Linked DNA regions of Homo sapiens: all the other regions are linked to region 3. A link is a contact called in ENCODE Hi-C or POLR2A ChIA-PET data. All regions are on one chromosome and are shown on one strand. The core of a region is the stretch at or near the end of the contact, and the rest is flanking DNA. Distances in the headings are between cores, read along the strand shown.

The links. Hi-C counts contacts between places; a loop is a spot of excess contacts on that map. ChIA-PET counts read pairs that join two places held with the same protein, here RNA polymerase II (POLR2A). Pooled maps may share reads with other maps.
Region 1: a map of B cell shows a loop between it and region 3 (3-fold over the local background). The contact joins two enhancer-like sites. A Hi-C loop is called at or near these places in 4 of 168 maps with a recorded cell type or tissue (B cell, GM12878, OCI-LY7 and 1 more), 37 of 37 single-sample maps with no recorded cell type and 17 of 50 pooled maps. POLR2A ChIA-PET finds 5 or more read pairs at or near these places in 16 of 52 experiments (A673, B cell, CD4-positive, alpha-beta T cell and 12 more).
Region 2: a pooled map shows a loop between it and region 3 (2.3-fold over the local background). The contact joins two enhancer-like sites. A Hi-C loop is called at or near these places in 3 of 50 pooled maps. POLR2A ChIA-PET finds 5 or more read pairs at or near these places in 2 of 52 experiments (H1 and WTC11).

Annotation. Positions count from the first base shown.
Region 1 is chr2:64,326,191-64,329,480 of GRCh38, forward strand. No RefSeq gene overlaps it. Among named protein-coding and RNA genes, the nearest start is that of MIR4433A, 13 kb to the right of the region's middle. RefSeq lists enhancers at 240-349, 1,689-1,848. Within about 2 kb of position 1,406, at least 24 of the 41 ENCODE cell types and tissues checked have a DNase peak (open chromatin) inside an H3K27ac peak, as active enhancers do; they include B cell and GM12878, where a contact is called at or near this core.
Region 2 is chr2:64,259,332-64,263,046 of GRCh38, forward strand. No RefSeq gene overlaps it. Among named protein-coding and RNA genes, the nearest start is that of LINC00309, 56 kb to the left of the region's middle. RefSeq lists an enhancer at 1,363-1,542. Within about 2 kb of position 1,645, at least 18 of the 41 ENCODE cell types and tissues checked have a DNase peak (open chromatin) inside an H3K27ac peak, as active enhancers do.
Region 3 is chr2:64,090,508-64,094,255 of GRCh38, forward strand. It overlaps PELI1 (pellino E3 ubiquitin protein ligase 1), which reads right to left. Exons shown (of 7, transcript NM_020651.4): 7 at 2,145-3,748. Among named protein-coding and RNA genes, the nearest start is that of PELI1, 52 kb to the right of the region's middle. Within about 2 kb of position 2,089, at least 3 of the 41 ENCODE cell types and tissues checked have a DNase peak (open chromatin) inside an H3K27ac peak, as active enhancers do; they include B cell and GM12878, where a contact is called at or near this core.

The DNA of each region.
Region 1 (3,290 bases), core at 156-2,655, 240 kb after region 3:
CATCTTTCACCTGCCTCTTACATGCCCTCTATGAGTTACATATTGTGGCTTACCACCGAAAGTAACACCTCCCTTCTGAGTCTCAAAGACAGCAAGGCAAGCTGAGAACTTGGAGATGTGTATTAGTGAGAGGAACCTCCCACTGGTTTAGATCAGGGAGGACATCCCGTGGTCTGCTCAGGTCAGTCATGCCCCAGGCCAGCAGCTGGAAGGACAGCAGAGTGGGCTCAGTGAGCAGTGAATATAACCCAGAAAATAGATGTTCATCTCAAGGGCAGTCTCTGGGCGTCATGCATCTTTGGACCCCCAGGGCTGAGTGCTGCATCAAGGAGTCTGAAGTTCTTTAAGGTCCCAGTGAATGGAACGGAATCTGCCCCAGCTGGTAGCGTGTCCCCGGCTGCACTAAATGAGATTCTGTGGGGTACGGGGAAAGGCATGAGAACTTTAGGCCCCTGAGGTCAGGGAGACACAGCCAAATAGCTCAGATACAAAGTGTCTTGGCAGGCACAGAGGGGTGTAGCAGTGAGGTGAGTGGGCGGGGAGGGGGTGCATTTTTTGCTAGTGTGCCCAGTTTTGTTGACAAAAACGGTAGCATCTGAGCAGGACCTTGACCAGCTGGTGGGATGCAGGGTGAGTGATATGCGCAAGATGTGGTCCTGGGCCAGCACCATCAGCATCGTCTGGGAACTTGTTAGAAAGGCAGAGTCTTGGCCAGGCGTGGTGGCTCACGCCTGTAATCCCAGCTCTTTGGGAAGCCGAGGCGGGCGGATCACAAGGTCAGGAGATCGCGACCATCCTGGCTAACGTGGTGAAACCCCATCTCTACTAAAATACAAAAAATTAGCCAAGTGTGGTGGCATGTGCCTGTAGTCCCAGCTACTCAGGAGGCTGAGGCAGGGGAATCGCTTGAACCCGGGAGGCAGAGGTTGCAGTGAGCCGAGATCGGCCCAGTGCACTCCAGCCTGGCAACATGGGACCAGGCGGGCAAGGCAGGCAGGCATCTGATTGCAGGATCCCCAATACCAGATTTTAGAATCATGTCATTTTTCCATACCACTGAGAAGCTCCTGAAAGTTTTTGAAGAAGAGTGAGTCATTCATTTATTCACTCAGCTAATATTTATCAAGCACCTACCACGTGCCAGGCCCTACACTGGGCACCAAGATCCAACAGTCAACGTGCCCACATTAGCTAAGGGCAACTTTTAAGCAAGGGCTTATTCAGAGACAAGATTGCTATTGTCTGTGTTTTCCATCTGATTTGCGAATGGAACATACACCTGCTGTGCTCTCCAGAAACAACTCTGCTGCTTGTCTCTGACAGAAGCGCTTCAGTTGAGCATTTATGGAAGTTTCTAACAGTGGTGATGTGAATGGATGACAGAAAGCAGGCGCGTGCGCACACGCAGTTTTCAAAGGCTGGGGGCCAGTGGGAGAACGCATTTTCTTTCAGGTCTGTGCTGCCTGCCAGGGAGCTGCTGTTCTCGTGCGGCATCTTAAGATGGCCCTGGCAGCCTTTGGCTTTTGCCTTGTGAGGGTCAATGGGCTTCAGGTGTTTCTGTGTTGATCTAACAGTTTCAGGAAGCCGTGGGCTGGGAGGGTGGGGGTGAGCGAGGGGAGGAGTGGGGAAGGGAAGGAGGAAGGCTGTGGGTAGCTTCTCTTCTGTTCTCACATGACAGCTCTGATGAAATTAGAGTGTGATCTCAAAGACAAGCTGGTCTTTTCATCTGAATTAAATGAAATAGGCCAATATGCTCTTCTAGAAGATCAAACATACCCAGGACAATGTTCAATCCTCTTTCTTTGTCCCACTTTGGGACAAAAACCAAACTGGGGAAAAGAACGGGGAGGCTGGAGCGCCTGCTGGGGCCCCTTCTCTGCCCACACGGCTCCTCTTGGGTTCTGGGCAGGCTGAGCTTAGCGGGCATTGCCCTCTGCTGGGGCATATCAGGAGAAATGAGCTAAGGCCAGGGGTGGTCCTATCAGGTGGCAGAGGACAGGATTTGGACGAGTCGCAGGGCTATTACTGATGGAGATTTAGCACTCTGGCCTCTGAGAAAACAGCCAGGTTTCTGATCTGCCCAAGCCCTCTGTCTCTCCTGTCAGGGGCCTTCTCAGCACCCCCTAAACATTCCAATTCCTCTCCTACTCCAGTCTATTCCCTTCTTTCTCTGAATGGTCCATAGCTTATCCCAGGTCTGTGGGCAGAGGGGAAAGAAACAGAAGGGAGAGCTGAGAAATCTCTCCCGCCCAGCACAGTCGGTATCACAAGCTCTGTGTCCGGTTTCCTTGTCCTATATTTGGTAACACGACAGTGGCCTTTCTGACTGATGCGAGCCCCTGTTCTCTTCACTCCCTGGGGATTGCTGATAGGAGGCCAGCATTTCAGTAGGCAGCGCATCATCAGCCCTACCACGGATCTTATTTTAAACTAATTACATTACTGAAGGGTGGGTAGGAGGGAGGAGAAGGGGTAATTATAACCGGGGAATTTTTTTTTAAAGGCCTAGTTTCAAAAATCTCAGACTTAATTTAGTAAATTTCAATTACAGAGAGTTACTAAGCTGAAGATCATTTGCATTACATCCTTAATTACTACTTCATTTGTATCTGAGATCATCAATAGAGATTCTTGGGAATGTGTACTTGGAATAAGTGATTGATCCTAATGAGGCCTTTGTTCCTCCCAAGCCTCACTTAGGAAGCTATTTCTTCCCTCTTGCAGAGGCACAGAGTTTGCCAAGCCAGGTGGAGACACCCTAAACTAGAAATGGAGCCTGAGGTTTTCAAACTGGTTTTGCCAGAGGCTGCAAGACTCTAAGCTCTGTCCTGATGTTCCCCAACAGGCATTAATTGCTCTCCCCTGAATGCATTAGCACTGCCAGACTATTACGGATGATTAGCCTCCGTGCCCAGCTACAAACGTCCATCTTTCTTAGTTGGTAGCAGAGGAAATAGCCTTTTAGGACCTTCTCCTTGCACAGGATGGATGCCGTCCTGGACCTTCCTGCTTCTGCGTTTCCCGCCACCTTTAAAGAAAGTGCATCCAGCAGTCCTGGCCACTGGGTCTTTATTGGAAAAGCTGTTTTCCAAGATGATTTAACTCTGAAAAAAAAAATGAAAAGCCCACAAGAACTGAAGACCCTGTGTGCGTGTGTGTGAGTCTGTATTAAGACCCCTTTTATAGGAGACAGACTCCTTTTGGGGAAGAGGGAGAGGTAGGGAAAGGACGAAGTGAGTAAAGGCACTCTCAGCTAAATCCTGCATGCCCATAGTTCCTTCATTGTATGG
Region 2 (3,715 bases), core at 395-2,894, 170 kb after region 3:
TCCTGACCTGCAACACAGCCCCTCACTTTGTCCATAGAGTGCTGGAGGCTTCGTGCTATCATTTGTGTCTCATTTTTATTCTATTCACATATGTCTAGGGAGTGGGTCCTTTGAGATTTCTTCTTGGCTCTGCTTCAGGCTCCATAATAGCAATGGATCCACATTTCTTAATACAGTGAGGGCAGGTGGCAGCAAGCCAAAGCTGCCTCCGGGTGTATGTGTGCAGGAGTGGTGTTTTCAGCATGCATTGAAAAATCAGGAGCCAGCCAGGACAAAAGCCCAGAGTGACAGTGTGGCCCTCAGAAGGATGCCTGCACCAAGTTAAAAAAAAAAAATCATTTTTTTCTATTGAATTCAGTTAAGATTCTGTGCCAGGTTTTGTTCCTAGGAGCATCGTGTATGGGTGCGTGTGTGTGCCCACGTGCACACGGCTAGTTGCTCACACAGCTGCTACCTGATAAATCACAGAGGCAGGTTGTAGAAGTTGAACCTGGAGAGTGTTCAGAAGGTGGCTGAGGGTGTGTTCACACAAGGCTATCAAGGGCAAATGAAGTGGCCCTGACCTTGTTAGTAATTTGTCTCCTCTCAAGGCTTTCAAATATATTTGTGTCATTATATACCCTCAGGACATTCATTAATTGCCTATCTGGATGATTCTGTTAATAACATGTATTTATTCCAAACACAAGTTGTTAATAGGAAATACTAAAACAAATGTGAATGTGGAATGTTTTTCGTTATTCTAGAGTATGGAACCACATATATAAATGTGGTACCACATGCATTCATACTCCATTTCACAAGCCATTGTCCCTCAGTACATGTAATAGTGTTTTCCTAGGAATGTGTGTCTAATTTAAATAGTTTTAAATAAAATCATACTTTTTTTTTTTTAGACAGGGTCTTGCTCTGTTGCCCCGGCTGGAGTGTACTGGTATGATCTTGATGCACTGCAACCTCTGCCTCTGGGGCTCAAGTGAGCCTCCCACCTCAGCCTCCCAAGTAGCTGTGACTACAGGTGTGTGCCACCATGCCCGGATAATTTTTATATTTTATGTAGAAACAAGGTTTTGCCATGTTGCCCAGGCTGGTCTTGAACTCCTGAGCTTAAGCCATCTGCCTGCCTCGGCCTCCCGAAGTGCTGGGATTACAGGAGTGAGCCCCTGCACCTGGGCAATAATCATACTTTAATCTCTCTAAAAATTTAGAGTTCCGGTTGCAAAACTTCCCTTTCTGCAAAGAATGAGTTAAGAATGAGAGGGTCATTGGCCGAGTCATTTTCCCTCTGTGGGCTTAGTAGTCTCATCTATAAAAGAGGGTGAGTGTAATGAAAGATTTCTAAGATCCCTTTTCAGCTTTATCATTCTGGGTTCTAAAAACTGTTTTGTAGTGTGAATAATCACTTCATAATGTGCCCATCATCTTTTAAAATCTGAGATTTTTACTCTTGGCTGCCTTAAGAGGGGTTCAACTGAATTGGGACTAGCAGGTTGTCTGAATTCGTTACTCATCTCCTTTATTCTTTTGGGATGAAGTGGAACAAGTGTTAAGTGATAAAGCTATAAAAGCACACACAGATCAACAGGAAGACAGAGACAGGAAGAGAAGTGGAGACGCGTCAGCATTTTCCCGAGACAGCTTGATCTCGGAAAGCAGAAGTGGAAGTCCCTGTTGTTGGCTCACAGCTTTAGCGCACTGACCTGTCGGTCACAAGCCTTTCCTGGAACCTGGTGGGTTTCAAATGCAAGTGGCTGTGCTGCGGGTGTCTGTGCAGGAGAGGAGTCTGTGAACTGTATGAGTTACAGGAGGTTAATCCACACGGTCAATGCTGGGGCAAGGCCCTCCCATCTTCACCCTGTGAAATTGTCCCCAAACCAAAACATTCATTGAATGAGTTTTTTCTTAGTATTTCTATTGTGGGAAATTAAAAGCCCTTTCCTTGCTGATGGTAAAAATTAGGTAATTTTGTGGCATCAGTGGCTTTCGGTAGTGTAAACCTACTCTTGGAGCAAAGGTCTATTGGCTAAGAATATTTATTAATATATTTTGAAGAGAATTGACACAGGATCAAAGGCTGTTTTATGTATAATCATTTCAAAAACCATAAACCTGTTATTAATTGTTTTAATAACTCTTATATCATCAATAAACATACCTTGGCTATATTTTACCTACATAATTTTGGCTGAATTGATGGGAGTAAATACTACAAAGGTACAGTCTAACCTGGAGTGGGATATACTCCTGAAAATACTGTCAAATTTCAGCGTTCTCTAGATACCTCATTATTTATCAAAAGTTAATAATTAGGGATCTAAAGCCACCATATGATATTGTCACAAAAGTGGTAACTAAACCCCACATCCAGTAACAAGATAATTAAAACCTAAATCTGAATATGGGAGAAAATAGAGTTTAAAGGGAAGTGTGTAGAAGAGGTGCTAGGAAGTTACTGAAGGCAAATTCCACTTGCTCAACAATTCTCCTGTGGACCACGGTGGTAGCCATCAGAGTGGGACTGGAAAGACATGGCACACCATATAAATGTTAGCAGGGCGCTTTGTAAATTGAATATATTTAGTGTCTATTGAACGTTTAGTCTGAGGGTCCATTTCTACCTGCCTGCCTTGAGGTCTTGTTCTCAGTGCTGCTCAGTCGTGACACATGACAGAGGTGTGGCTGAGATCAGCTAGGACCCCAGCTAACTCTCCTGCTTTTCCCAGCTGCACTCTCAGTAGACCTTCTTTTCTAGTCTCCCAGGCTTAATTGAAGCTGTTGTTTTGCTCTTGGATCCATTCTTCCTTCAAATCTATGAAAAAACTACTCGAAAGAAGATTGTGAGCTCTTGCTGCTCCTGATCCCTGAGCAGGAAAGGTGACTCTAATATGATTAATGAGCTCAGCTGGACTTTGCCCCCTGACCTAAGTGATGATGTGGGCTCCCGAGAACATTTAGAGGAGGAGCAGGAAGAGCTCCAGCATGCTGTGATGTCAGATGCCCTCCTGGAAAGGTCTGGGCCTGGAAGAGGCACTCTATCCCAGCAGGATCCCCTGTCAGAGTGTGACAGAAACATGCGGAAGGGGACAGCTACCCACCCACTCACCAATAATAATTCCACCCCTCTGCTAGCTATATGTGCCCTCTGATTCAAGGATGTTCCTGTTAAACATGGTAGCACCTAAATTAATGGGGAAAATGGCTTGAATGGGATACAGAAAGGAGCTTAGCCAAGAGGGAGAACCAGGCGGGAAGGAGATGGCCTGAACTGCAACCAGCCGCAGTTCTCAAGCTCAGAAGGGCTGTCATCACCACCCAAACCATGCTGAGATTAGATGGTGGCTGTGACCTTCTTGGTAAACTGTGTAGTGTTTATTGTATGGATTCAGTTCTTCTCAGTAAGCTTTTCTTTCTTTTAAGAAACATCCCTTCTTGGAGAGGAGAGGTCTTTGAACTGAGTGGGCACTTGACGCTTGTATTGGCTGTGCCTGGAGATGGTGGCTTGTCTGGGATGAAGGGCTTGAGCAGGGGCTGGATCTAGCCTGCTTGGCTTGCTGAGCTGCACCTGGCTCAGGACTGGGTCAGCTATGGGAAGGAGCATCTTTGCGGAACTGGTCTGCCTTCTAGTTTGCAGAAAGGCCTCTTAAGGTGCTAGTGGTATGTGACCACCATCCCAGGAGGGTCCAGGAGCAATGTGCAGTGCATCCTGGTACCAGCA
Region 3 (3,748 bases), core at 839-3,338:
CTAGCCTTCCTGTTTGATATTGCAAACACTTCTCCTCCTGCCCCAGCATATGACATTTTGCATCTGCATCTCCTCTTTCTACTTTATTTGCCCCCTCAGCACAGTTCACTATCATATTGTATATATACATATATTTACTTTTTCTTGCTTATTTCTATCTTGTACACTAGAATACAAACACGATGAAGGCAGGGATTTTTTTTTTCCTGCTATATCACCCGGTTTAGGACAGGGCTTGGCACACAGTGGGTATACAAAAATCTGTTTTAAGAAAGCAGAGGCCGGGCGTGGTGGCTCACGCTTGTAAATCCAGCACTTTAGGAGGCCGAGGTGGGTGGATCACTTGGGTCCAGGAGTTCGAGACCAGCCTAGCCAACATGGCAAAACCCCGTCTCTACTAAAAATACAAAAATTAGCCAGGTGTGGTGGCCGGCACCTGTAATCCTAGCTACTTGGGGAGGCTGAGGCAGGGAGAATTGCTTGAAGCCGGGAGGCAGAGGTTGCAGTGAGCCGAGATCACACCACTACCCTCCAGCCTGGGCGACAGAATGAAACTCCGTCTCAAAAAAAAAAAAAAAAAAAAAAGTAGATAAAATTTGAGGATAAAACATTAAAGAATACTTATATAAGAGTAATTCTGAAAGTGGGGGTGACAGACAGAATAACAGAGTTCAGTGATGCAGAGTTTTGCTGTTCTGATTTGCTATAGGGCAGTGCTTAGAGAAAACAGAGAAGGGAATGGAACATAGGTTTATTAACCAGTGGTCTCTAAAGTGTGGTAGCACAGCAGGGTGTGGTGGCTCAACACCTGTAATCCAAGCACTTTGGGAGGCTGAGGCAGGAGGATTGCTTAAGAGCAGGAGTTTGAGACCAGCCTGGGAAATCTAGTCAGACGGCGTCTCTACTGAAAATGAAAAAAATTAGCCAGGAATGGTGGTGTGTATCTGTAGTCCCAGCTACTCAGGAGGTAGAGGTGGAAGAATTGCTTGAGCCTGGGAGGTTGAGGCTGTGGTGAGCTGTGATTGCACCACTGCAGTCCAGCCTCGGCAACAGAGCAAGACCCTGTCTTAAACAAAAAAAGAAGTGGTAGCACAAGATGATCCATTGCAACGAAGGGCCAAAGTGTTAGAGTTATGTTGAGCTTATAACCTTAGAGACATAATAAGTGGACTTTCACCAGTGCCCTCAGTCTGGGTCAGACGGGAAGAGTGAAGTGGGACACTCAAATGTTAGAAGTAATTAATCCTAGCACTTTGGGAGGCCAAAGTGGGCGGATCACAAGGTCAGGAGATCGAGAGCATCCTGACCAACATGGTGAAACCCTGTCTCTACTAAAAATACAAAAACTAGCTGGGCATGGTGGCGGGCGCTTGTTATCCCAGCTACTTGGGAGGCTGAGGCAGGAGAATGGCGTGAACCCGGAAGGTGGAGCTTGCAGTGAGCCGAGATCACGCCACTGCACTCCAGCCTGGCGACAGAGTGAGACTCCGTCTCAAAAAAAAAAAAAAAAAGAAGAAGTAATTACATACTTACATTATTATTTATTCCTACCCTGCTTTACATGTACTAGAAGACTTTTACATGAGGGAAGTAAGCAAAGAAGGTTGCAAGAGGATAACCTAGTAAAAGAACTCTGATGTCTGAATGGCTTCCCTTCATGTCTTGCTTCATTACCCTAACATTTTAGATAAAGGGAAATTTAATTCCTTGAACAAATTAAGTAGCATTTAAATATAAAGATTACTTTGATAAAAGAGTTAAGCCATAAAGATTATCTTTCTTGAGAATGCATTTAGAAGACCTAAATACAACTTTTTCTCCTCCTTGGCCAGAATACTGACATTCCCTTAATACAACTAAGTAAAAGTGTTCTATTAGGCCATGACAAAATAACAGTTCTGCTTGAACAGCAAACACCCAACTGATCATTTAAATTGCCTGAATTTTTAAAACTTGAATTTGATAGAAAATGAGCCAGGTTTTTCCCTGTTAGAAGAGATTGTTTTTACCTGTTAGAAGAAAATGCAGGCAACTTTGGGAAGGACGTGCAACTTTTATGGTTACGAAGCCACTATTTAAATAGTCTAACATGCAACTTACAGGTGCCAACTCCCTAGCAAGGCTTAACTTAGAAAAGGCCTCAATTATTCAACCACTAACAAAGTTCCTTTATTAGTAAGAGATGCTTTTAAAAAAGAACCAGATACTTTAAAGTGTTACATTAAATGCAAACTCTTCATCTATTTCAAATGAGTATTTTTGGAGTGTGGAATAGAGTTGTTCACAGTTTTCACTTCTGGTTTCTCATTCTCGATTATGCAAAAATGAACTCACAGAGACGAATTCAATTATGTATTTTGAAAAGTATTTACTTAGTTTAAATAAATTAATTGCAAATAAAAATTAAGCTACAATATATAGCCTGAATAAAAATGACTAGAACAAATACAACACAGGACTTGCTTTCTTGCATTAGTCACAAAGCATGTGACAATCTAGAAAACTTCAAAATCAATTACATTTCTTTGAAAAAGGGGTAACAGCAGTTACTGATACATCACAACTAATAAACTTATAATACAAGTTTCCTGACATGCATTTCCTGAGTGAACCCAAATGATCATTTTTTAAAACAAGGAAGTTTCGACAGTTGAAGTAAAATAAAATAATTCATGGCTTCTAAGCAACAAGTTTTGTTTTTTAAAAACCAAAAGAAAATTCAGAACAGTTTTGTAATAGGATAAATTAAAGGTATGCTACCACATATAAAACTTTGCTACAGTCAGTTAAGTATTATACAACTTTTCAAACTAAAGGAAAACAAATCAAAATATTAAAAGAAGATACTGTCTAATCTAAAAGTGTACTGGTTTCTACAAGTGTCAAAAAAAGATTTGATGTAGTGCAACTGTCTATACTTGTGGTGCCTTTGAAAAAAGGGTGGGAAGGAGGGGAGAGAAGAAACTTTTCTTGCTTCTGGAAGCAAAAGACATATTGGAATTAGAGAATAAACAGACCATGCAGTGCGTCACTCCACGCTGCAGTCATTGGTGCTCATCTGCCAACCAAACATTTCCTTAAGTCTCACTGTGGCAATCTCCTTAGGATTCAAACCCAGAGTTAAGGCTGGTCTGCTAAAAACGGGGGCACTATTGTCATTCAACCCTTTAGATCTCTAGATTTCCTAATGCCCGAATAAGGCCAAATACAGAATAATTAATTAAGCATTTCTTTTTCCAAAAGCAAATCAAGTCACTCTCCTTTCTTGCTAATTTATACTTTTTCTTATGGCAATGATTTTTTTCTAGAAACAGTGAACAGATGAACCACAGTTTATATCCAAAAAATAAACTTGCCAAATGCTGCTGATACTAAAAACAGATTAGTTATCATGGGAGAAAAATAGATAATCTAGATTAAATTGCATATCCAAAGGAGCATATAAAATGTTTCTTAGCATTAAGTTTTTGTTATAGTACTACGCTCGAGAGAAACATTAAGAAAAAATCTTTCCTGATTATCTTCAATGTTGTTAAAAACAAACACCTTTCACGCGGGTAATTAGTATGAATTTGGTCTTACAAATTACAAAGTATTCTAATTTACCAAATTCCATATTTAGATTGGGGTGGGGAGAGAGGCTCTCTCGTCCTTCTTCCTAACTTTGCAAATCCTTGAGCTAGGTTGCTCACTAAGCTACCATTCACACCAAGGGTGTGACACCATCGTTACCATGCTACTCTATCAA